2 separate regions of the Homo sapiens genome follow, and region 1 is linked to region 2. A link is an interaction called in ENCODE POLR2A ChIA-PET data of the cell type or tissue named here. Cell type or tissue: GM12878. All regions are shown on one strand. Each heading gives the region's core, and the rest is flanking DNA. Links, peaks and the distances in the headings are about the cores only. Region 1 overlaps LARP4B (La ribonucleoprotein 4B). Region 2 overlaps LARP4B (La ribonucleoprotein 4B).

Region 1 (12,799 bases), core at 4,502-7,001, 63 kb after region 2:
CACAGAATCCAACAACAATCTTCAAATATTAGGCATTACACCTGCAGACCAGAATTGTTTCCCAGAAACAATGCAAACTGTTTAATATTAAAATATAGTGAATGTCCCCTAAAATTGTTACTTACAAAAGTACTTTTTACAAAAGAGACCGGGCTCTGTGGCTCATGCCTGTAATCCTGGCACTTTGGGGGGCCAAGGCAGGTGGATCACCTGAGGGCACGAGTTTGAGACCAGCCTGGCCAACATGGTGAAACCTCGTCTCTACTAAAAGTACAAAAATTTGGCAGGCATGGTGGCAGGAGCCTGTAATCCCAGCTACTCGGGAGGCTGAGGCTGGAAAATCACTTCAACCTGGGAAGCGGAGGTTGCAGTGAGCTGAGATCGCGCCACTGCACTCCAGCCTGGGTAACAAGAATAAAACTCCATCTCTAAAAAAAAAAAGAATTTAAGTTCCAAGATTTTTTTTTTAATCTTACTTTGGTTTACTATTCCAAATGACAATTACCTAAGACATAGCAGTACCATCTCCATCCTATAAACAAATTGGATTACAATTACAGGCCAGTTATGGTTATATGCCTACTTCAATAGACAATGTGACTGAGAAAAGAAAAACAGCTTAGTGCAGTTGAGCTATGTGAGGTATGCAGGCCCAGAGAGCCGTGAGTGTGGGACTTCTGTCATGCCTCCCGCCCCAGATCCATGCTGAGCAGAATTGTTTAGTCATTTTGTTCCTGACTGGCTGCCTTACCCTTATCTTCATGTTCCTGAAATCTATGACAACGATGAACAATGTACAGCCAATCAATAGCTTATGTTATTTTGATGTACATTTTTTGTAAACAACTCAGGAACTGCCTTTTTTCCCTTTAAAAATCTACTTCCAACTTCTGCTAATGGGGTGTATACTCAGAGCAACCTGAATCCATACACCTGGGCTGCAATCCTCAGGCTTGGCCCAAATCAACTCTCTACTTATATTAATTTTGCCTCAGCTTCTTCCTTTTAGGCTGACATACGTGATGTAAGACAGCAGGATTCAGAATGTCTCCCCTCAATCACCTGGTTTTTCTGAGAGTGGCGCTGGGAACCAGTGTGACACTCTCCATCTTCAGAGGTCTCATGTGGTGTTTTGTGTGAGGTCTCCTGAAATTGGAACTCCCATTCTTTGGCTGAACATCTAGATTTTACTTGGACTGTTTTTCAAACTCCCTCTTTCCTTTAAGAGTGAGGGCTTTGCTGTCTTTGGACAAGAGACTGGGGTGAAGAGTTCCGCAGACAACTGCCTTCTTTCTGCCTCTGCCTCAGGGCCAGGATTTTGGGTCAAGGTTTTTCCACCTCTGCTCATGGCAGAGGTTTGGGATAAAGGACTGGCAGATACTGGTGGTTACGTTTTATAGAGCATGCTTTTAAGATTGCAGCTGTTTTCTATCATTTGAAAATCTGGGCTTAGCCTTTCATTTGTGACCAACTCCTGTTAGTTTCCTACTGAAAAGCACACAGCCCTTTTGCTCCTCCAGATGGGTGTGAGGGTCTGGTCCCCCGTACCCTGCTTGAGCACTCCCGTCCCCTGGCAGTTAGGGACAGTCCAAGTCACATCACACTTAGACCCTAAACACATTCCCAGCCATTTGTCACTTTTCAGAAGTTAGTAAATTATACAAAATTGGACTTTACAATCTGAGCAGTCTTTGTGGAAACATCAGCTGGATGTGTGTGCACTTAGGGGGCACTCTCTTACATTTAGAAAGTGGAGCCGCCTAACACAGGACAGTTGTGAGCAGCAGTAGCCAAAATGAGCATCCTTTAAGTGTCTAAAATAATTAATCTGTGTACCTAATTGGGGGAAAAGTTGGCTTTAGAACCAGAGAAACTAAATGGGAAACGTACTTTATGTTTGTGCTGAAATCTGATGATAAGATTTGAAAACATTCTTTTTCAGAGTTCTACGGTCAGAAGTATAAAAAGCTGATACTTTGGCTATTGTTTTTTTGGAAGGAAAAAAAAAGCCTTTCTGCTTTTTCCTCTTTTGGATCCTGTTTCTGGGAACTCTTTTCAGTCAACTGAAACTCACCTTAAAATGTGTTTGATCCCTGTTTGCTTCCTGTCTTGTTGGTATGATTTTTGTGGAGGAAAATACAAAACTTAATTTGCCTGTCAGAAAGCTTAAGATCTTCCTAAAATGGTTCCTCTGAGACTTGTTCTGTTTCCTTCCACACTTCTACTCCTTCTTTTTGCCATATTTGATACATGAAGAAATCTAGAGGACACTTCTAATGACTCTGAGACCCGCTTCGGAACACAGGAAGAGGCAACACTCACCCCCTTCTGGAAGGGTCTTCTGTTTTCAGTACGGAGTCTGAAGAGTTGTGAGTAGTTTCCTCTCAGGTCTAAAGCTCTGCTCCCTTTTGCATTGCGCTGTCCAATTTCGTGGTTTTCGGGGGCTTTCGGGATTACTTTACACTGTGAGAGAGACCCTGACTTTTGTGTGTGCAATGGCGGACAAGTCACTGGTGAAAGCTGCAGTTTGGGAAGTGGCTGACTGAATAGTTGTTACTGCAGGATGGCTACTGTTTCTTTACACATTTAGACAGATGCAGTTTGAACACTTGGAGGTTAGGAGAGTGCTCACCACCAAGTGATAAGATTCCCATATGGGATGGGCTGGTCACAGTGGGCTGACTGGGCCACTCACCAACCTTGAGGGAATGTCCTTGCAGTGAGAAGCACTGTGGAAGCTCTGCGTGGCAGGTGTTATGGCGTTTCCCTCCTTTGGGGGACCCAAGATTCAGTCTATTAATAAAAGTGGAATCCTTGATTTTTAAAGATGTAGATCAAGGGTGTCCAATCTTTGGCTTCCCTGGGCCACACTGATCTTGGGCCACACATAAAATACACTAACACTAATGACAGCTGATGAGATGCTTAAAAAAGAGAGAGAGAAAAGAAAAGAAAAAAAAATCGCAAAAAAAAAAAATCTTCATACTGTTTTAAGAACATTTACAAATTTGTGTTGGGCCGCATTCAAAGCCATCCCAGGCCGAGGGTAGGACAGGCTTGATCTAGATGCTCTGCCTTTCATCTGTGCCTGCTTTTCAAATTTAAGTATTAGGCCCTAGAAACTGCAAATGTTTTCTTTTTCCACTCATTAAAGTCAGTAATCTAACCAAGAAACATCTAGGTTGGAAGACCACCTATCTAACCAGACTGCTCTCCAATATATGACGTTCTATGGCCGAGCGCATTGGCTCACACCTGTAATCTCAGCACTTTGGGAGGCTGAGGCGGGCAGATCCCTTGAGCTCAAGAGGTCAAAACCAGCCTGGGCAACATGGAGAAACCTCGTCTTGACAAAAAAAAAAAAAAAAAATTCAAAAAAAAAAATTAGCGGGGCATGGTGGCGTGCGCCTGTGGTCCCAGCTACTCGGGAGGCATCACTTGAGCCTGGGAGGCAGAGGTTGCAGAGGTCACTGCACTCCAACCTGAATGGCAGTGAGACCCCATCAAAAACAAAAACACAAAATATGACTTTCTGACATTTAGCTAGCTATCCTGAACCTCTTTATAAAAGAAACTGACATCTGTAAGGGCATCTCCCTTCCTGCACTCAAGCCACTATAAACTTTTACAATGAAAAAAACATTGGCTTAAAGTTTACAGAGCAAACCTTCCCTTTGCTTGATGCTTTTCCTGGCAATTCCTGACTATCCCTTTTTGATTCAACAAATAATAGTGTTTAGATCTAAGTTCTCTGCCTTTGGGATGTAAGTTTTCACCTGAGAGTCATGTCTTTGGAAGTGAAAATTTAGGGTTGTCTAGCAATCTGAATTGTTTAGGGGAGTGGAACAGATAATTAAGAGACTGATAGTCTAAAGGAGGGGGGGAATTATTTTCACTAGCAAATGAAAAATCTTATAAAACTGTAAGATCTGCTTCTGTTAGTGCATCTGCATGTCTTTACTTTTATGTATCATATATATGTGATATTTCACTACCAAAATATATGAAACACCTCTAATTAACCAGCTTAAAGAAAACACAAGTGCTTAAATCAAATATTTCATCAGACAAATAGAAACTCAAATGTCTTTTAGTTCATGACTTGGGTAGATCTTTGGTAAATAAAGATTAGTTTGTTGGTTTAATGAAAGGAGCTATGTCTTCTCATCAGCAAATACTCATTCATTTAACTCTAGGGTTTCACAGGCTGTAGAAATGATTAACAAAGAAATAAATTGAGATGATGGCTAACTTTGTTTAATGAACTATTCAAGCATAATAACTGTTAAGAATGAATAAATTAGGGCCGGGTGCAGTGGCTCACGCCTGTAATCCCATCACTAGGAGTTCGAGACCAGCCAGGCCAATACAGTGAAACCCCCTCTCTACCAAAAATACAAAAATTAGCTGAGCATGGCAGCGCACGCCTGTAGTCCCAGCTACTTGGGACGCTGAGGTGGGAGTATCACTTAAACCCAGGAGGCTGACGTTGCAGTGAGTTGAGATCAAGCCACTGCACTCCAGCCTGGGTGACACAGTAAGGCTGGGTCTCAAAAAAAAATAAAAATAACGAAGAATAAATTAGATGAATGTAAATAAGATATTTATAAACAAACTTTTCATAGTTTCACAAACCCTTTTCAAAAATTTAATCTTAAAGCCATGTTATGTTAATTAACAGGTAATCATAAAATATCTATCTCATTTATAGGGTACAGAAAAGTTAAATATATTTAGGTTATAAACAAAATATATTTAGGTTATAAACAAAAATTGAGGAAATATTCAGAAATTGTTGTCATGTGGTATAAAACAGTTCAAAATTACTTCCTGGGTTTTTCACTGGAAATTCGAGTTACTAAGAGTTAAAATTGTAGTTAATATACGTAATTAAAACTATTAGGTATAAGAAACAATTTTATATACAGAGCATATTTTAAAAGATGTAAGGAAAGTTGAAAAGAGACTAATTGTTTTTCCCTTGTACACAGAGATCTTTGTATGGTCAAAATGATAAGGGGGAAAGGAAAGTAAGTTTTTCTCTTAAGGTAAAATGCCAATATAAAAAAGAAAGGTAGGTTGCAGTGAGCCGAGATCACGCCACTGCACTCCAGCCTGGGCTACAGAGGAAGACTCAGCCAAAAAAAAAAAAAAGTCGAGTGAGGCGTGGTGGCTCGCACCCGTAATCCCAGCACTTTGGGAGGCCAAGGTGGGTGGATCATGAGGTCAGGAGTTCAAGACCAACCTGACCAACATGGTGAAACCCCATCTCTACTAAAAACACAAAAATTAGCTGGGCATGGTGGCGCATGCCTGTAATCCCAGCCACTCGAGAGGCTGAGGCAAGAGAATTGCTTGAACCGAGACCCGGGAGGCGGACGTTGCAGTGAGCCGAGATCATGCCACTGCACTCCAGCCTGTGCTACAGAGGTAGACTCAGCGCCCCACCCGCCCCCACCGCCCACCCCCCAGCAAAGAAAAAAAAAAAAAAGAGGTATAGGTCAAAACCAAAGGCTTCAGCAAGTTGTAGACCATTTGTGGAAGATTAATCTTGTGAAAAAAAAATTGTGTGTAATCAAGCTTGCTAAATTAGAAGAGAATTATTTAGTTTTGCTAAAATTGAACATTAATATACAACGTACACAAATGCAGGGCCAGAGTCTGGGCCCCTGTGTCAGAACAGCAGACTTTTCTTGGAGCACTGGTCTGCTCTTTAAGAAAAAATTTTAAGTGGTTGTAAAAAGTTTATGGAAATTTTATCTTGCATGGTCCAAGCTGATTGAGATTTGATGGACAGTTTCATTAAAATAGCTTTATACTCAGGAGGCTGAGGTGGGAGGATCACTTGAGCCCAGGAGTTTGAGGCTGCAGCGAGCTATGATTACACCACTACACTCCACCCCAGGCAACAGAGCAGACCCTGTCTCCAGGGGAAAAAAAAATAAAAGGCTCTAGCACTGACAATATACTGATGCAAAGGTAAAATTTATTTTTCTCTTTTGAACAAGATGTTCATATAATATTAATGAGGATAACAAAAGACTTTTGCTCACCTTTTGAATAAGCTGGAAAAAAAAAGATTCTGTTGGTCTCATGTCGTCTTTTTAGGTCTTTTGATTGTTTAGAAAACTGAGTATCAAAAAAGAGAAAAAGTTTTTGTTTTTTTGGCCGGGTGCAGTGGCTCACACCTGTAATCCCAACACTTTGGGAGGCCAAGGTGGGTGGATCACGAGGTCAGGAGATCGAGACCATCCTGGCTAACACGGTGAAACCCCATCTCTACTAAAAATACAAACAATTAGCTGGATGTGGTGGTGGGCGCCTGTAGTCCCAGCTACTCAGGAGGCTGAGGCAAGAGAATAGCGACTCAGGAGGCTGAGGCAGGAGAATGGCGTGAACCCAGGAGGCGGAGGTTGCAGTGAGCCCAGATGGCGCCACTGCATTCCAGCCTGGGAGACAGAGCGAGACTCCGCCTCAAAAAAAAAAAAAAAAAAGGTTTTTGCTTTTTGAAATATTTCAATTATCTGGCTAAATGACTATTATTTTACAGCAACCTGTGATTCTGTTTTGAACAACATCCTTTTCAATATTTGACACATTTCCCAAAATCAACTTTCAAATTCTAAAATTAAGTCTTTTCCAAAAGGAACCCCCTGGAAGTCCGAGAGAGACCTATTAGGCTTAATTGGTATGTTAAAATTGTATGTGAAGCTTTGTCAAATAAGAAATGGTGTTTAACTTTGGGTTATATTTGTGTGCATGGTATTAATGTGTGTTCCAACGTTACATGAGATTTCTGAAATCCTGATATGTCTTGATATGTCAGACATAATTATGGTTATTATGTTAAATTGTTGTATGCCACAAAAATAACCAAATTTCCTTGTAAATTGTGTCTTTAACTGTAGCTACTCTAAGTCTTTTGGCATCCACAGACAATTATTGTTCTACTTTGACTCTTCTCAAAAAGTAGTTTACACTTGGCTACAGTCAAAAATTTGCTTTTTCTTCAAGGGAATTCATGGAAAATAATTTTTTTTTTAAGAGACAAGGTCTTGGCTGGGCGCGATGGCTCATGCCTGTAATCCCATCACTTTGGGAGGCCAAGGCAGGCAGATCACCTGAGGTCAGGAGTTCGAGACCAGCCTGACCAACACGGAGAAACCCCATCTCTACTAAAAATACAAAACTAGCCAGGCGTGGTGGCGCATGCCTGTAATCCCAGATACTTGGGAGGCCGTGGCAGGAGAATCACTTGAATCTGTGAGGTGGAGGTTGCAGTGAGCCGAGATCACGCCATTGCACTCCAGCCTGGGCAACAAGAGTGAAACTCCGTCTCAAAACAAACAAATAAATAAAGAGACAAGGTCTTGCTCTGTTGTGCAGATTAGAGTGCAGTGGCACTTTCTAACTCACTACAACCTCAAACTCCTGGACCTAAGTGATCCTCCCACCTCAGCCTCCCAAGTAGCTACAACTATAAGCACACACCACCACACCTGGCTAATTTTTCTATTTTTTGTCGAGATGGGGGTCTTGCTATGTTGGCCAGGCTGGTCTTGAACTCATGGCCTCAAGCGATCCTCCCTTCTTGGCCTCCTAAAGTGCTGAGATTATAGCTATGAGCCACTGCGCCAGGTGGTAAGTACTCTTGAATACAAGTTTCTGATAATTTTGAAGACCATTATCATTGGAGTAAGTAAAAACTTTCAGAACTCTAATAAACTGTTGTGTTCATGATGATTGCTAACTCTGTATATCAAGCAGAATAAAACTTAATTACATGGGACTGAAATTACAGATGACTGAAATGATTTTGACGACTTTTTGTTTGAAACATTGCTGATTCTTTTCATGTTTTGTTTTCCCAAGTCGAGGAAGCTTTTTTCTTTCAAGCTTTTTATAGCTTGTAGCAAATGGGTAAAACATAACTTTATGAGCAAGACTGAAACATTCACCTTACTCTCTACCTTATTTCTCCAAAATGTATAAACTATTCATGAGTACTCTTATTTTATGACAGTCTAATTATATGCGTTTTAAGTTCAATAAAAACCGGTTTATTGTAACAGGACACAATTAAGACACTGGTTATTCTACCGACACTCTTGACTGGAATGGCGTATTTTAAGATATGACCAGACTGGTTTAAAGAACAGAGGTTGACTATGTAGAGCCAATAAAAAGCCTGTTGGAAAGACTAGCCTGGTACCTTGTTTACATGGCTCCTTTACAAGGTTCCTGATGTGCAGCAAGTAAAACAATCTTACTTTCTGACAAGCCCAGGAACCTCAAGATATTTTGCGACCTCAAGAAGAGAGGAATTCACCCAATTCATGTAAGTATTACCAGCATAGTCCTTGGCTTGGCTTCCTAGCCTTGAGGCTTTATAGTTGAATCCAAAATTCCTTATGAAAGTTCCAGCAAAGACAACTTAAAGAACCTATATGGCCAATCATTATTCTTGTTGCATTTTATGCAAATAATCAGCCCAAGTATAATACTAAAACTTATTTTGCAAGTAAGCTGGTCCTCCTAAGATTTATATCTTCAGTAAAAATGGGGACTGGAGAGAGAAAAAATTATGCTTCATAAGAAAACTATAGTACCCATGTTATTAGATTCCAGCCTTAACCATTGTGTTTGAGTTTTTATTGTTTTCCTACAATTTGGATTGAATCTCCAATGTAATAGGATTTTTACTATGTATTTTATTGTTTTACCTCTAAGAAAACCAAAAGCATGAAATTCAAAGACTACAGAAGATTTAACAAGCAATGACAGTTACATAAATCAGTGACTTGACTGAGGGCTGAGAATGAGCCTTCCCAGCACCGTCATACATCATCCCATCATAAAAATCCACTTGTAACTGCCGCTGAGCAACTTGGTCTATGCTCCTGGGTTGCAATCATCATGCTTGGCCCAAATAAACTCTTCACTCAGCTTCTTCATTTTAGGTCAACACTAACATCACAAAAAGAGTTTCAGACAGGCCGGGGATGATGGCACATGCCTGTAATCCCAGTGCTTTTGAAGGCCAAGGCAGGAGGATTGCTTGAGCCCAGGAGTTTGAGACCAGCCTGTGCAACAAGATGAAAACCCATCTCTACAAAAAAATACAAAAATTAACCAGGTGTGGTGGCACGTGCCTGTAGTCCCAGCTACTCGGGAGGCTGAGGAGGGAGGACCGCTTGAGACTGGGAGGTCAAGACCACAATAAGCCAAGATCACGCCACTGCACTCCAGCCTGGCAACAGAGTGAGACCCTGTCTCAAAAAAAAAAAAAAAAAAAAAAAAGTTTCAGGCAAACTATAAGAATCAGCCATTGAAAATTCCTATCACTTCCAATGATTCTGAATTACTGTTCGGAAATGTAGATAACTTTACTCAATCTTGTAGCATAGGATATCTCTGGCTTCAAAGATAACCACAATGGGCCAGGTGCGGTGGCTCACGCCTGTAATCCCAGCACTTTGGGAGGCCGAGGTGGGTGGATCACGAGGTCAGGAGATCGCAACCATCCTGGCTAACACGGTGAAACCCCATCTCTAATAAAAAAAAATACAAAAAAATTAGCTGGGCGTGGTGGCGGGCGCCTGTAGTCCCAGCTACTAGGGAGGCTGAGGCAGGAGAATGGCGTGAACCCGAGAGGCGGAGTTTGCAGTGAGCGGAGATCAAGCCACTGCACTCCAGCCTGGGCAACTGAGTGAGACTCCGTCTCAAAAAAAAGATAACCACAATGAAAATTACTATTAATACTTTGTTTAACAGTAATTATTCAACTATTAAATATTTAAATAATTAAGTTATTAAACTATTAAGTACAGGGCCTGTATCTCTGATGCTGAACTATGATGTGTGACTTAAGCCCCCAAATACATCATGTTATTTGGATCCAAGGTGCTGCACAGAACGCTGACCCTCTCTAAGAGCTGGGTATTACTTGCAAAAGGCTTATAAGCATCGGTGCATGGGTCGTTCAGTGGTAGAATTCTCTCCTGCCACGCAAAAGGCTTATAAGCAAGAAGCTATAAAGTTCCCATTTTCTGTTCTTCCTGTATTGGATGATGTAAAGCAAACTGTCACCAAGACTCAGTTTCCCAAACAGTAAAACAAGTGTTCTGAAGAATAAATGGGGGGAAAAAAGGGAGGGGGCTTTCAATCCTCTGAATTACAAGTCCAATACATTGTTGAGGGTGGGAGTTGTTGCAATTTGCTGTAGTTTCTTAAGAGTGTAAGATAGTGTGAAAGATCCTGACACACACCACAGTTGCCTGAGGACAGTAAACCAAAGGCCAGGAGAGCTCACAGCAAGTCACATTATCTCTAGTGTGAGTTCCTCTACACAAAGGTGACGGGTATGAACACAGGTGTTGAAGTTGGATCCAAGACTGCACACAGACTCCTGTGTTAACAGCGTGGACGTTAAAATGAACAACTCTCCCTGAATGCTTTAGGAAGAAAACCATTTAATTTACATGAATTTCTCTTAGACTATTTCTCAAAGATGAACTGTAAGCTGCAGTCTGATTACACGATACAAACCGGAGGGTGTTAACCAGAACACCAATTAGCACCTCCCTATTTGGATTAAGGTTAATGGATTATCTAAAATGACAAAACACTTAATTTTCCTGGAGTAAATATATTTCAATCTTTTAAAAAGCACAGTCTAATAACTGCTTTAAAAATCTACCTCAAAAAGTTAAAACACTTATTTAAATTATCTAACATACATAAAATTAATGCTTTCACCAATTTCTTTTGATATACCACAGCGGAGGGTGCGCCTTAACAGCGACCACAGTAAACTCTGCAATTACAGTGCAACGGGATGCTGGACTTAAAGAGGAGGCTCGTTACAGTCCTAGCTCTGTCACCAACTAGCCAGCTGTATCTCTAATTAATTTTACCTCATGGGCTTCAGTTTCTGAGTCTTCAGAGATCTAAAATCCTAAGACTGCAACTGCAATATTACACTGTTTTTCTGACAATTATTTTCACAAACTAGTTACCAAATCTCAGTTGACAAAATAACGTAGAACAAAACTCACAGTCTTAGAATATAAACATCTTACTTCAAAAGTACTATTTAATTCACACCTAACATTTTATGAATTAAGAATTAATCAGGCCAGACACAGTGGCTCAGGCCTGTAATCCCAGCACTTTGGGAGGCCAAGGCAGGCAGATCACTTGAGGCCAGGAGTTGCAGACCAGCCTGGCCAATATGGAGAAACCCTGTCTCTACTAAAACTATAAAAATAAGCTGGGCATGGTGACGTGCCTGTAGTCCTGGCTACTCTGGAGGTTGAAGCACGAGAATCACTTGAACCCAGGAGGTGATGATTGCAGTGAGCCAAGATACAGCCACTGCACTTCAGCCTGGGGGACAAAGTGAGACTCTGTCTCAAAAAAAAGGAATTAAAAAGAATTAAAGGTTCCTTCAGTCTTTTAATTCCAGACTGATAACGATGGAACTGATAAAAAGAAAACACTCCATGCAACTGGGTTAAGGCTGATTAAATGTTATGTTCACTATTATTATTATTAAACATTTCGTAAATATATGCTTTACAATAAATTTACCTAACCACACTTCCCAACATCAAATTGAAAACTGGAAGTTAAGGGTCAGGCATGGTGGCTCACACCTGTAATCCCAGCACTTTGGGAGGCCAAGGCAGGCGGATCACCTGAGGTGGGGAGTTCGAGAGCAGCCTGACCAACATGGAGAAACCCTGTCTCTACTAAAAATACAAAACTAGCCAGGCGTGGTGGTGCATGCCTGTAATCCCAGCTACTCAGGAGGCTGGGGCAGGAGAATCGCTTGAACCCAGGAGGTGGAGGTTGCAGTGAGCCGAGATCGCACCATTGCACTCCAGCCTGGGCAACAAGAGTGAAACTCCATCTCAAAAAAAAAAAGAAAAAGAAAGAAAGAAAACTGGAAGTTAATGATCCAGCATTTATTTGCCTTGCTCATATAATTATCTAACACAATTTGTGGCCATATAACGATTTTGGGAAAACATCTAGTCTACAGTTATTTATGTTGAGCTGTAACTTCATGTGATTTCATGAAAAACCTATTCTCAATAACAGAATAAAACTACCACTTCTTTCTTTCCTGTAAGGTTGGCAGGGGGACGCGGGGAGGGGGAGGACTACCACAATGACCAACACACTTCCAAAATTCTGAACTTACAGGAAATAGTATGCCAAGAATCTGTGTGGCCTTGCCTGAAAGATAATAAAACTTGTGGTCACTCGGAATCCTAAGGCACACTGCAAAAGTTTACTCTTCACTGGAATTTCTCCAGGTCATGGAGATTTTTAAGTGCCTCAATGCTTCTACAGTTTATTTGGCAATTCTACATCCCATTTCCAGTCCTTTCATGCTTAGGTTTAACTCTCCTGTACTGAGCCCTAAAGAATAATGATTTCAGCAGAAGAGATTAAATTCATCGGTGTGTACAAAGAAATGGGAAGAGCAGGGAAAAACTGAAGGCCACGTGCACACGCAGCAACACTGGTAATACTGCTTCCCATATTCATTCTTTGGTCTTCACTGACAGCGTGAAGAAGCAACTATTGCTGATTCATCAGTTACTCATTTTCACAATGGTCAGTACTCCAAGTCAGCGGTAACCAATCTTTTTTGGCACCAGGGACTGACAGGTTTCATGCAAGACAATTTTTCCACAGACAGAGCGGAGGGGTCAGGGGGTGGGGGGTGGTGAGGAGGATGCTTTCAGGATGAAACTGTTCCACCTCAGATCATCAGGCACTAGATTCT
Region 2 (12,799 bases), core at 6,786-9,285:
AAGGCCCTAAGAAACATTTCAAAACTGAGCACAGTGCTGGGTTCCTGGGGCCTCTGCTCAGTGTCCCTCGGTGAAGGCCCATGACTGCCGATCAAACGGAGGCCATGCAGGAGGAGGCCCTGCTCCACCCTCATCTCGGCCATCTTCCAGGTGTAGCTGATTCTGGCCCCATGGGGCTACACATGGATGTGAGTGGCAGAGAGCTCACACTTGTGCTCCACTAGGGCGTTCCACTGGTGCCCCTGCACCTTTTGCGTCTACCATGTCATGGTGCGGTATTCTCAGACTCCAATCGTGGAACAGCATGGGCATGGGGAGGAGGCCAGCAGAGCCCCTCACACCTCCACCTCATACACCCCACAGGCTTCAAGGAGCCCCTAGCAGACACCTGTGTGGAATCCTCAGGGCTCCAGAGAAAACACCTGGAAAATCATCATCGACAGAAAACCTTATACACGGCCCATCGGTTGTTGTCATACTCAGAGAAATTACATCAAACCCAATCCCATCCTCCTTTATGTCCAGTTCTGCCATTGGAACTTTAAAGGTTTTACTAAGAAAAGGGTATTATTCAGGGGAAAGAAAAATGATTAAAAATGAGTGTTATATAAATAAAACAACTTGCTATCTCAGTGTCTGGTGTGCTTTCAGAAACAACGTGGCACACTTGTTCTCCAACTTCAGTGTGAGGAAGTCTGACTCGGCAGCACAGGGCGGGCGGGGCACTTTAGACGCATTCCAGACAGTGACCACCGAGACCACTGGGGACCACAGACATGAAGGTTACGTTCCATGCTCAAATGTCAAAAGACTGTCATTACTCAATATTCCACGTCTTCATATACATATATATGGATATGAGTAGATACTCCTTCATAAAATATCACATTTGTATATACTTTAACTATTTGCACAATACTAGAAATATCAGGTACTAGAAAAACCACCACCAGCCTTACCTAGATAAGCAGAATTCCAATGTTTTTTTAAGTACTTCTCGGGGGTCTTCCTGGCTGTCTGGTTGAGACTCATTTCCTCCTACATAAAAGTAATAATCAACTTAGGAAAACCGGCTTAAAATTTAGGAAGCAGATAATTCAGTACAGCAGTTCTAATGCTTTCAACTTACGTTCTGACACAACTACGTAAGTGTATCCTAAGTAAGAAAAATGCTACTTTACCTATCAAAAAAGTAAATCATGCAAAAAAACCTATCCCTTTATCCCCCAAAACAAAAACAGCACAGTTTAGAAAAATAATCTAAGTCTCATTAGCAGAGTTCAGCAGGGGCTTTTTCTACCAGAAATGACAAGTGTAAGCTTAGTTAATGCCTTGTCTCACTGCAAAAAGAATTTTCAAGTAACCTACACAAACACAAACCCTAAACAATAATAAAATACAGAGGAAAAAATTAAAACAACAACAACAAAGATAACCAGCAAAAAACCAAGGCTGGAGATCAAACAGGCTCTAGGACTAGACAGTTTCTACAACAGAGGCTTCAATTTGCCTTCCAACTTCCAGAGTCGAAGGAACAAGTGAGAATTGTCATGTTACAGAATTCCTGTAAGAGAATGATAAATAAACCAGATCTTCAAGAGGAAACAAAAGCTGGTTCTAAATCCTGGAAGAAATTTCTAAGAAGATGCCAGAGGGCATGGTGTGTGTGGTCACAGGCAGCACAGGGCTGTGAATTTGGAGCTCTAGAAGACACTGCATAAACTGCTGGACTCCGGACACTGCATAAAGAGGTATTTTAATAATGTTGCGATGACAGGCACTGAAATGCTAAGAACTAAGTTTTTCCTGCCTTCCTATATAAATTAGCATGGTACAATCATATAAGAGCCATGCTAACACAAGAGACACTTGTATCTTAAAAGTCAAAGTTAAAGACCATGAAAAGGCAAAGACAAAGTGGGGCGTTCAGGACAAATGAGAGGGATAGAGAGTTTGTATGGTGTTATACAATGAGCTTAGTAAAAATCCACCCCCATCAGCAAAAAGAAACCAAAACTGCTAAAGTAACCATAACACAAAACCAAATCATGGGACTCAATGAGACTGAAAATGGAAAATTGAAAACACAACCTGATGCCACTGTCCATCTAGACTAAGGTGTCTCCGGGTCACTCATCTAAATTCACACTCCACTCCCCATGTTTAATAGGTATTTACTAAATATTTCCAAGTGCCAGGCACTACTGCAGGCTCTGTGAATTCAGCCTGAATAACGCAAAGCCTGTGCTCTCGTGAAGCCAACACTCTGGTGGGAGAGGCAGATAACAGACAGTTAACCAGTAACTATACACATCATGTCAGAGAGAAACGGACACTGAGGAAACAACCCAGGATGAGGGGCAGCAAGGCCTGGTGCCATCCAGACAGGAAGTGCCATATGATCTGATAGAGGAGGGGTGGGGCACACAGGAAGGTGGGAAGTGTGTTCTAAATGGGGAGCCTCAAGCACAGGGGTCCCAAGGTGGGGCCTCTCAAGGGGTAGAGTCCAGCAGTAGGAGGCCAGCACAGCTGAGAAGAGGGGTGACAGACACAGTAAGAAATGAGGTCACAGAGGCCGGTGTGTGTGAGTGAGATCAAGGAGGACGTTAAAGTAACCTAAACGTAATAGAAAATCAATTCAAGGCTGACATTTTGAAAATATCTCTCTGGTTCCATGGTGTAGACAGACTGTGCAGGCACCAGCCGGAAGATAATGCAATCACTGAGGACAGGGCACTAGGGAGGACTCTCCAAGCGATAGGTGGTGCCGAAGCCACAAGGGAAGGAAGAAAAGCAGCCCAGGACTGAACCCGGGACACTCCCACCTTCAGCAGGAGGCAAGCGCATGAGGGCCAAGGGACACAGGCTCACAGCCAGCAAGGTGGGAAGACCACTAGGATACTGTGAAGTTAGGAGCCAAGAGAATCATCCACTATAACATGACACAGTAGAGCCAGGTAAGTTAAGAAGTTGAAACTAACTACTAGATCTGGCTGCACCAGGGTCATTAAAGAGCTCGACAAATGCTGCTTAGGACAACTGTCTACCTGGACTGGACTCAAGAGGGAATGGAAGCAAGGAGACCTGGACTGCACTCAAGAGGGAATGGAAGCAAGGAGATGGGACAGCAAGCAGACAGCTGAAGTGTTCTACAGTGGAAGATGGGCTGCCCGGGGTGGCTTCACCTAAGATGAGAGATAATACCACCTTAGAAAGATGGGGAGTGACCCAACCATGCAAGAAACACCCGGCACTGCAGACAGAGGACACTGAGGAGCAAAGACAATGACAAGTGAGACGGGCTCTCAGGGAGACTGGAGGTTGGGCACATGGTGTTGGTAAGACACAGGCCATCTGCCTCCAGGTAGATGGAGTCACAGGGGCTAGGTTAACTTTCCCTTTAAAACCACCAAGAAACCAAATAAGACAGATGAAATGACAGTTTTCCAGATGTGGGACATAGAGCAACAAAGGACATAGATTCCTATGTGACATGAAACTTTTTTCTTTTTTTTTTTTGAGACGGAGCCTTGCTCTGTCACCCAGACTGGAGTGCAGTAGCGCGATCTTGCAACCTTGGCTCACTGCAACCTCCACCTCCCGGGTTCAAGTGATTCTCCTACCTCAGCCTCCTGAGTAGCGGGGATTACAGGCGCACACCACCAGGCCCAGCTAATTTTTTTTGGTATTTTTAGTAGAGACAGGGTTTCACCATGTTGGTCAGGCTGGTCTCGAACTCCTGCCCTCGTGATCTGCCCACCTCAGCCTCCCAAAGTGCTGGGATTCCAGGCGTGAGCCACCGTGCCCAGCTTGACATGAGACATTAAAGTAACCCCCACAAGTCCAGCCCACTGCCCTGAGGGAAGTCCCAGGCTGTGCCCAGGGAGTGGGAAGTCAGGTGGGAACCCAGTGTATGGCTGTGTGGAAGAGAAAAAGAGAATGCAGGAGATAGGGAGGCTGATTGCATAGGCCAGACAGCAGGAGGAGCTCCAGAGAACCACAGGGCCCAGGACCCATCACGTTGTCAGCCAGGTTCTTTGCAAAGCACGGATGTGATGAAACTACCCAAGGCTCGTGGAAGAACCACCTGAGGGGATCAGAAGTATAACAATATATGTCATTCACGTGCAGAGCCTGAAATGGTTAACCCTCCCCACCAGAAACTCTTGTGATTCCCGGAGCCCTGCCTCGGTGATAGGAACAGGCCCCACACAGCACCGTCCCACTCACACCTAACATCTTAAAAACAAGATATGAAAGGATCACACTGTTTCCAAGAAACCTGGCTGCATCCCAGAACAAATATCAAATATTTAAAGAAATACAAAAATACTAAGCCCTGAATACAGTAAAACTCAATCTAACCAAAAATTACCATGCATGCAAAGAAAGAAGCAGGAAGATATGACCCATGACAATGAGAAGTATCAACCAACAGAAGCCAATCCAGAACTGACACAGATGTTAAAATTAACTGAAAAGGATGTTAAAAGTTATCATAACTGTATTCCATATGTTCACGAAGTCAGGTAAGGACATAAAAGTTATTAAAAAAAAAAAAGAAAAAACTTATAGAGATGAAAACTCCAATGTCTGATATTAAAAATACTTGATGAGATTAACAACAGGGTAAACATTACAGCAGACTCGGGAACCTGAAGACACAGTAACAGAAGCTTCCCAAAATCAAACAGAAAAATGAGAAGCACAACCAGCTGAGAGGATCAGCAAGCTGCGGACAACATCGAGCAGCTGAGCTCAAGTGTAACAGCAGACCCTGGTATAGTCAGCCCTCAACACAGAGAAAATCTACACACAGGAGTAGAGAGCACCAGAAACCGCCATGACATGGACAAACACGTATGCTGTTTTGCTTGTTACAGTTTCAATCTCTTTTAAAAATAACTGACTTTTAAATAAAAATAAAAACATATATTGTCAGTTTATAGCATAAGTAACTGCAAAAGGCATGATGACCAAAGCATCCGGGCCACGAGAGAAACGGCGGCAGACTGCCCTGATGCTGTGCTCTATGTGAAGCAGCACGCAGCCACCTCAAGGTAGACTGTGTTAGCCGGAGGAAGTGGAGCAAAACGCAAAGAAATCATTAAAACAGCGAAACAAAGAAGAAGGCTGCTCCAAAGGAAAACAGAAAAAAAGGGAAAGAGGAACGAAGAACACATGGGACAAAAAGAAACAGAACACGTCTAGCACTCAATCTTGGTTTCTGATATCACTGTCCAATGAAGGACCCAGCGCTCCTTGGAGAAATGGCTGATTCTAAGGCTGAAGCAAGGAGAAACAAAACAAAACAAAATAACCACAAAAAAACCCTATGTTGATGGGGCATGTCAAAGGGAGCCGACCAGAACTCCTGATGGCCAAAGCTAGAAGAACAATTTGAGCAACAAAATAAAGCAGTACTGGATTATAACCAAAAGTATAAAACAAACATTCTGGAATCCACACTGCTATAAAGAGTTGAATAAGTAAATAAATAAAGGAGAAGAGACAAATCTCCCATACATAAGAATTTTAAATAATTTACGAAGATTCGTGTCCTCATGGAGGGGGACCATAAATCCCCAACTCCTTAAGTGTGGGCTGTACGCAGCGACTTCCTTCCAAACAGTACAACATGGAAATGGGGAGGGAAAGGGTAACTTCATAGTGAGAAACCCAGTAAACAGCCAGGTGATCAAGATCAACACCAACAGTGGTAAGTCACGTTGACAATGTGCACCCTTGATATATGTGATAAAAGTGGTGTTTTACCTTCTCAAACCCATTACCACTATAGTATCATAATGAGGAAAACATCAAATTCTAATAGAAGAGAATGTTGTTACAAAATACTTGACTAGTACTCTTCAGAACTATTATATCAAAACTACCACAAACAAGGAAAGCCTGGGAAACTGTTACAGCCAAGAGGAGCCTAAGGAGACGTAACAATGAAATATAATGTGGTTCTCAGCTGAGATCCCGCAACAGAAAAAGGACGTTAGGTTACGATGTATCACTACTGGTTCAGTGATTGGGACAAATGTACCATATTAATGCAAGATGTCGGTAATAGGAAAAACTGGGTGCCAGGTATATGGGAATTCTGTGTGTTCAATCATCTCAATTTTTCTAAGTCTAAAACTATTCTAAAACAAATAGCAAGATGAGAGACCTAAACCTAACCAAAGCAATTACCACACTAAATGTTAACGTTCTAAATAGAAGACAAAAAAGCAAAACCCAAATGTTATGTTATCTACAACAAATGCACTTTATTAAATACACAAATAGCTTAAAGTAAAAAGGATATAAGATATACCATATTAAGGCTAGTCAAAAGAAACCTGGAGTGATTACATTAATGTGAGACAAAGTAAATTGAGAGCAAAGACTATTACTAAAGATAAAGAGAGGGGTCAATGAATCAAGAGGCCACAAAAAAGTCTTCAAAATACGTGAAGCAAAAACTGATAAAACTAAAAGGATAAACAGACAAATGCAAAAATTAACAGAACCTTTCTTTCAATAGTTGACAGAACAAGTAGACAGAAATCAGAAAGAGTACATTAATCTTGAACACTACCACTCAACTTGACCTCATTAACACTGACAAAATATTCCCCATAGCAACAGCAAAACACATATTCTTCTCAAGGACAAATGGAATATTTAACAAGACAGCCCATATTTGAAGCCATAAAATAAGACTTAATATATTTAAAGAAATTCAAGTCATACAAAGTATGTTCTTTGACCACAATGAAATTAAACTAGAAATTAATAAAAGAAAGATCCCTGGAAAACCCCCAAATATTTGTAAACTAAATCAAATATCTCTAAATTATCTATGAGTCAAAGAAAAAAAATCAAAAAAGAAATACAGTATTTGGAAGTAACTGAAAATGAAAACAATGCATCTAAATTTGAGAGATTCTGCTTAAGCACTACTTATGGGGAAAATAGTAAAACTAAATGACTATATCAGAAAATAAGAAAGGCCTCATATTAATGAGCTCTGCTTCCACCTTAGGACACAGAAGAAAGGGTAAATTAAACCCAAAGAAATCGTAAGAGAGTATATTACAAACATCAGAAGAAAGAATGAAATAGGAAAGAGTAAAACAAATGAGAAAAATCGATAAAATGAAAACACTAACTTTTTTTTTTTTTTTTTTTTTGAGATGGAGTTTCGCTCTGTCCCCCATGCTGGAGTGCAATGGTGCGATCCTGGCTCACTGCAACCTACGTTTCCTGGGTTCAAGCAGTTCTCCTGCCTCAGCCTCCCGAGGAGCTGGGACCACAGGCGCCCGCCACCACAGGCGGCTAATTTTTGTATTTTTAGTAGAGATGGCGTTTCACTATGTTGACCAGGCTGGTCTTGAACTCTTGACCTCACGTGATCTGCCCGCCTCGGCCTCTCAAAGTGCTGGGATTACAGGTGTGAACCACCATGCCCAACAGAAAACACCTTTTGATAAGGTCAATAAAACTAACAAACCTCTACCCAGACTGATTGGGATTATAAAGAAGACACAAATTACCAATAACAGAGATGAGTGATGTAACATGACTACAGATTTCACAGGTGATAACAGAGTATTATGAACAACTCTGTGCTGTAAATCCCACAACTCAGATGAAATAGACCAAATCTTTGTAACTATATAAACCAAAGCTCCCTCAAGAAGAAATAAATGAGTAGCACTATGAAAAAATAAACTGTAGTTGAAAGCTTTCCCACAAATAAAACTCCTGCCCAGGTGGGACGCAGTGGCTCATGCTTGTAATCTCAGCATCTAGAGAGGCTGAGGTGAGCGGATCGCTTGAGCTCAGGAGTTTGGAGACCAGCCTGGGTAACATGGTGAAACTCCATCTCTACAGAAAATACAAAAATAAGCCAGGCGTGGTGGTGTGCTACTGTAGTCCCAGCTACTTGGGAGGCTAAGGCGGGAGAATCGCCTGAGACCGGGAGGTTGGGACTGAGTGAGCCATGATGATGCTACTGCACTCAAGCCTGGGTGGCAGAGCAAGACTCTGTGAGCAACTAAACTAAGTAAGTTTAGTAAGTAAGAAAGGAAAGAAGAAAAAAGGAAAACTCCTGCCCACATGACTTGTTTCACTTCCTCATATGAGGGTGAAATAATACGTAACCTCTTCCAAAAACTTAAATAGAAAGAAAAACACTGAAATGAAAACTAGAAACCAAGATCCCAGGTGTAAAAATTCTAAGCAAAGTTTTGGTAAATGGAATCCAGTAGTATATCCAAAGTATACTGTATCATGATCTACAGAGGTTTAGACCACAAATGTTGGTATCACATTTGAAAAACAATTAATACAATTCATCCGAACACACTAAAAAACAACAAATATATGCCCATCTCCATAGATGACAAATTACAATATTCATTCCTCATAAAAATCTCTCAGCAAACCAGGAAAAGAAGAGTGCCTCATCAACATATAAAGGGCACAGACCTAAAACCACCACTAACGTTATACTTCATGGTGAAATACTGAGTGCCTCTTGTAAGACCAGAGACAACCCAAACGTTTGTTCATTCTTTCCACTTCTGTTCACCTTTGTACTGGAGGGCCTATCTAGTACAACGGGGCAGGATAAAGAAATAAAAGGCATCAAGATTGGAGAGAAAGTAAAACAGTCTTCATTCTAAAATAATCCAATCATCTATGTAGAAAATCCAATGTAATCTACAAAAAAGTGTCTAAAACTAATAAGTGAGCATAACAAAATTTCTGGGTTTGGACTCAATACATAAAAATGAATGCTTTGATATACTAGTAACAAACAACTGCAAATACAAATTTTAAAAATCACTTACAATAGCACCAAAAAATATAAAATACTTATAAACTGGATAAAAGATGTAAAAGACCAGTACACTGAAAACCAAAAAATACTTCTGAGAGAAATTAAAGATCTAAACAAGTAAGAGATACATCTTGTTCATGGATATTGTTCAGATGTCAATGTTCTCCAACTGATCTATAGATTCAGTGAACCCCCCAACAAAAATCTCAGCACTTTGTAGATATTAACAACCTCATTCTAATTTGCATGGAAATACACAGGAACTGGAATTTAAAAAGTAACTATGAAAAACAGAGTTGGAAGGCTATCACTACCTAATTTCAAGAATTATTAACAGTACAGGCATACCTCAGAGATATCATGGGTTCAGTTCCAGAGTGCTGCAATCAAGCAAATATTGCAATAAAGCAAGTCACACAAAGTTCTGTTTTCCCAGTGAATATAAAAATTATGAGTACACTAAACTGTTGTATATTTAATGTGAGATAGCAGTATGTCCTTAAAAAAAAAACTACAATACCTTCATTTAAACATACTCTATTGCTGGCTGGGCATGCTGGCTCAGGCCTGCAATCCCAGCACTTTGGGAGGCCGAGGCAAGTGGAACACCTGGGGTCAGGAGTTCAAGACCAGCCTGGCTAACATGGCAAAACCCTGTCTCTAATAAAAATACAAAAATTAGCTGGGCATGGTGGCACATGCCTGTAGTCCCAGCTACTTGGGAGGCTGAGGCACAAGAATCACTTGAACCCTGGAGGCAGAGGCTGCAATGAGCTGTGATCATGCCACTGCACTCCAGCCTAAGTGACGGAGTGAGATTATGTCTGGAAAAAAATAAATAAAAAGAATCTATTGTTGGAAAATGTTAACGATCATCTGAGCCTTCAGCAAATAATAATCTTTTTTGCTGGTCCTGCCTTGATGATGAGGGCTGACTGTTCAGGATGGTGGCTGCTGAAAACTTGGGTGGCTGCGGCAATTTCTTAAGACAACAGCGAAGTATATCACGTGGACGGACTCTTGCTTTCACCAAAGATTTCTCTGCAGCGTGTGATGCTGTTTGATATCATTTTGTCAACAGTGGGACTTCTTTCAAAATTAGTCAATCCTCTCAAACCCTGCTGCTGCTTTATCAGCTAGGTTTATGGAATATTCTAAATCCTTTGTTGTCATTTCAACAATATTCACAGCGTCTTCACCAGGAATACATTCTAACTCAAGAAACCATTTTCTTTGCTCATCCATAAGAAGCAAGTTTTACACATTCAAGTTGTACATGAGATTGCAGCAATTCAGTCATATTTTCAGGCTGTACTTCTGATTCCAGTTCTCTTCCTATTTCTACTACCTCTGCAGTGACTTTCTCCACTGGTCATGAACCCCTCAATGTCCTCCGTGAGGGCTGGAATCAACGCCTCTGGTTAATGTTGACATTTTGGCCTTCCCTCACGAATCACAAATGTTCTTAACAGCATCTAGAATGGTGAATCCTTTCCAGAATCCATCAGAGGAACCATGATCTATACAGCTAGAGCCTTATGAAATGTATTTTTTAAATAAGAAAATTTGAAAACACAATGACTCCTTGATCCATAGGCTACCGAATGGATGTTGTGTTAGCAGCCATGAAATCAACATTCATCTCCTTGTACACCTGTCAGAGCTCTTGGGTAACTAGGTACATTTTCAATGAGAAATTAAAATCTGAAAAATATCTTTGTTTTTTTTTTTCCTGAGCAGTAGGTCTAAACAGTAAGCTTAAAATATTCAGTAAACCATGATGTAAACAGATGTCCTGTCATCCAGGCTTTGTTGTTCCACTTAAAGAACACAGGGAGAGCAAATTTAGCATCATTCTTATGGGCCCTAGGATTTTCAGAATGGGAAATGAGCACTGGCTTCAAGTTAACGTCACCAGCTCCATTAGCCCCAACAAGAGAGTTGGTTTCTAATGTTGAAACCAGGATTAACTTCTTCTCTTTAGCTATGAAAGTCCTAGATAACATTTCCTTCTAATATAAGGCTATTTTGTCTCGATTGAAAATCTGTCATTTACTGTAGCCATCTTCATCAATTATCTTACCCAGATCTTCTGGATAACTTGCTGTTTCACCTTGCATTTTTATGTTATGGAGACTGCTTCTTTTCTTTAACTTCATGAAATAACCTCTGTGAGCTTCAAACTTTTCTTCTGCAGCTTCCTCACCTCTCAGCCTTCACAGAACTTAAGAGAGTTAAGGTCTTGCTCTGGATTAGACTTTGGCTTAAGGGAATAATTGTTGTGACTGGTTTTTCTATCCAGATCAAAGTTTCTCCATCTCAGCAAGAAGGCTGTTTTGCTTTCTTATCATTTCTGGGTTCACTGGAGGGGCACTTAATTTCCTTCAATAACTTTTCCTTTGCATTTACAGCTTGGTTAACTGTTTGGCTCCAGAGACCGAGTTTTCAGCCTATCTCAGCCTTTGACATTCCTTGCTTACTAAGCTTAATCACTTCTAGTTTTTGATTAAAAGTGAGATAAGTAAAACTCTTCCTTTCACTGGAACCCTCAGAAGAGGGAATGTAGGGCTATTAATTGGCCTAATTTCAATACTGTCATGTCTCAGGGAATAGGAAGGCCCAAGCAAAGAGAGAGAGAGACAAGGGAAGAGCCAGTTAGTGGAGCAGTCAGAACACACACGTCATTTATATATTAAGTTTGCCACCTTAAATGGTGTGGCTCCTGGCACCCCAAAACAATGGCAGTAGTACAAAACACCAAAGATCATCGATCACCACTAGCATTAATAATAATGAAAAGGCTTAAAATATTGTGAGAATTATGAAAATGTGACACAGAGACATGAAATGAATACATGCTATTGGAAAAATGGTGCCAATTACTTGCTTGATGCAGGGTTGCCACAAAACTTCAATTTATAAAGAAGGTGGTAGCTGCAAAGCACAATGAAGAGTAGCACAATGAAGCAAGCTCTGCTGACAATCCAAGCAGTGCACTACTGGAGTCAAAGCGGGCTAGCGCATCAATGAACAGAACAGACAGTCCAAAAATAAATCCAGACCTACGTGGACAAACGACTTCTGAGAAAGGTGCAAAGGCAACGCAGCAGAGAGAAGTCTTTCAACAAACAGTGCTGCAATAGCTGCAGATTCCTATGCACAAAATGAAAATAACTTTGATCCATATTTCATACCTTATACAAAAACTAACCTAAAATGGACCTAGAAATGTAAAATCTAAAGCAATTAAACTTATAGGAGGAATATAAACCAAAAGGAAGAGCCATAAAAGAAAAAAATGATAAACTTGATTACACAAGAAATTTTAAACTGCTTTTCAAAAATACTCTTGGGAGAACAAAGTACATTGCGTATCTGGACTTATATCCAAAACATATAAATAACTATCAAAAGTGAGTAATAAAACAACCCAATAAGAAAATGCACAAACAGGCACAACACCAAATAAGATATATGCATTACAAAAAAATGCTGCAACTTCAGGTTCTGCATGTGAGAAGCCTGCAAGTTATCACTCTGGTCTGACAAGTAAAAAATCTAAAAAGAACAATTAACAACTCTTCTTAGATCCTACGTAAAGTCACAAGGCAAACAACTGCTGCCAAATTGGACAGACAGACAGATAAATAGAGAAGCGATCACAACATATGGAGCAGAAACCTTTGCAGGAACCAAGGCGAGGACAGAAAACACTGTCCTGGAACTGATTAACTGCTGGAGGCTCAGGGTGGCCAAGTCTGAGAGTTAAAAACTGCAGGGAGTCTCAGTCATTGGCGGGTGAGGGGTTCCTGCACTTTTGTGACTTATACTTTCTGGAGCTCGATCAGGTCCTCACAGGGAATACTAGAGAAAAATCCCTTTGTGCTTCCGGCACGAGTAGGAGAAAAGTAACCGTTTTGAAAAATACCAGAGCACTCTGTTCTTCTTAACAAGGTCTGC

Evidence for each region. ChIA-PET counts read pairs that join two places held together with the same protein. Peaks named below come from ENCODE experiments on the same cell type or tissue, not always from the same donor. Only the 100,000 strongest peaks of a DNase experiment are listed, where the experiment ranks them.
Region 1: POLR2A ChIA-PET joins it to region 2 with 8 read pairs; 5 of 35 experiments call an interaction of 5 or more read pairs at or near these places.

The regions. Positions count from the first base shown.
Region 1 is chr10:909,357-922,155 of GRCh38, forward strand. The region is part of intron 1 of LARP4B (La ribonucleoprotein 4B); the gene reads right to left. Among named protein-coding and RNA genes, the nearest start is that of LARP4B, 16 kb to the right of the region's middle. In GM12878, for the core only: no CTCF peak of the experiment used is centred there; no DNase peak of the experiment used is centred there.
Region 2 is chr10:844,018-856,816 of GRCh38, forward strand. LARP4B (La ribonucleoprotein 4B) reads right to left here. Exons shown (of 18, transcript NM_015155.3): 6 at 960-1,038. Among named protein-coding and RNA genes, the nearest start is that of LARP4B, 81 kb to the right of the region's middle. In GM12878, for the core only: no CTCF peak of the experiment used is centred there; a DNase peak (open chromatin) is centred at 8,084; H3K4me3 peaks cover 691 bases; H3K27ac peaks cover 1,064 bases.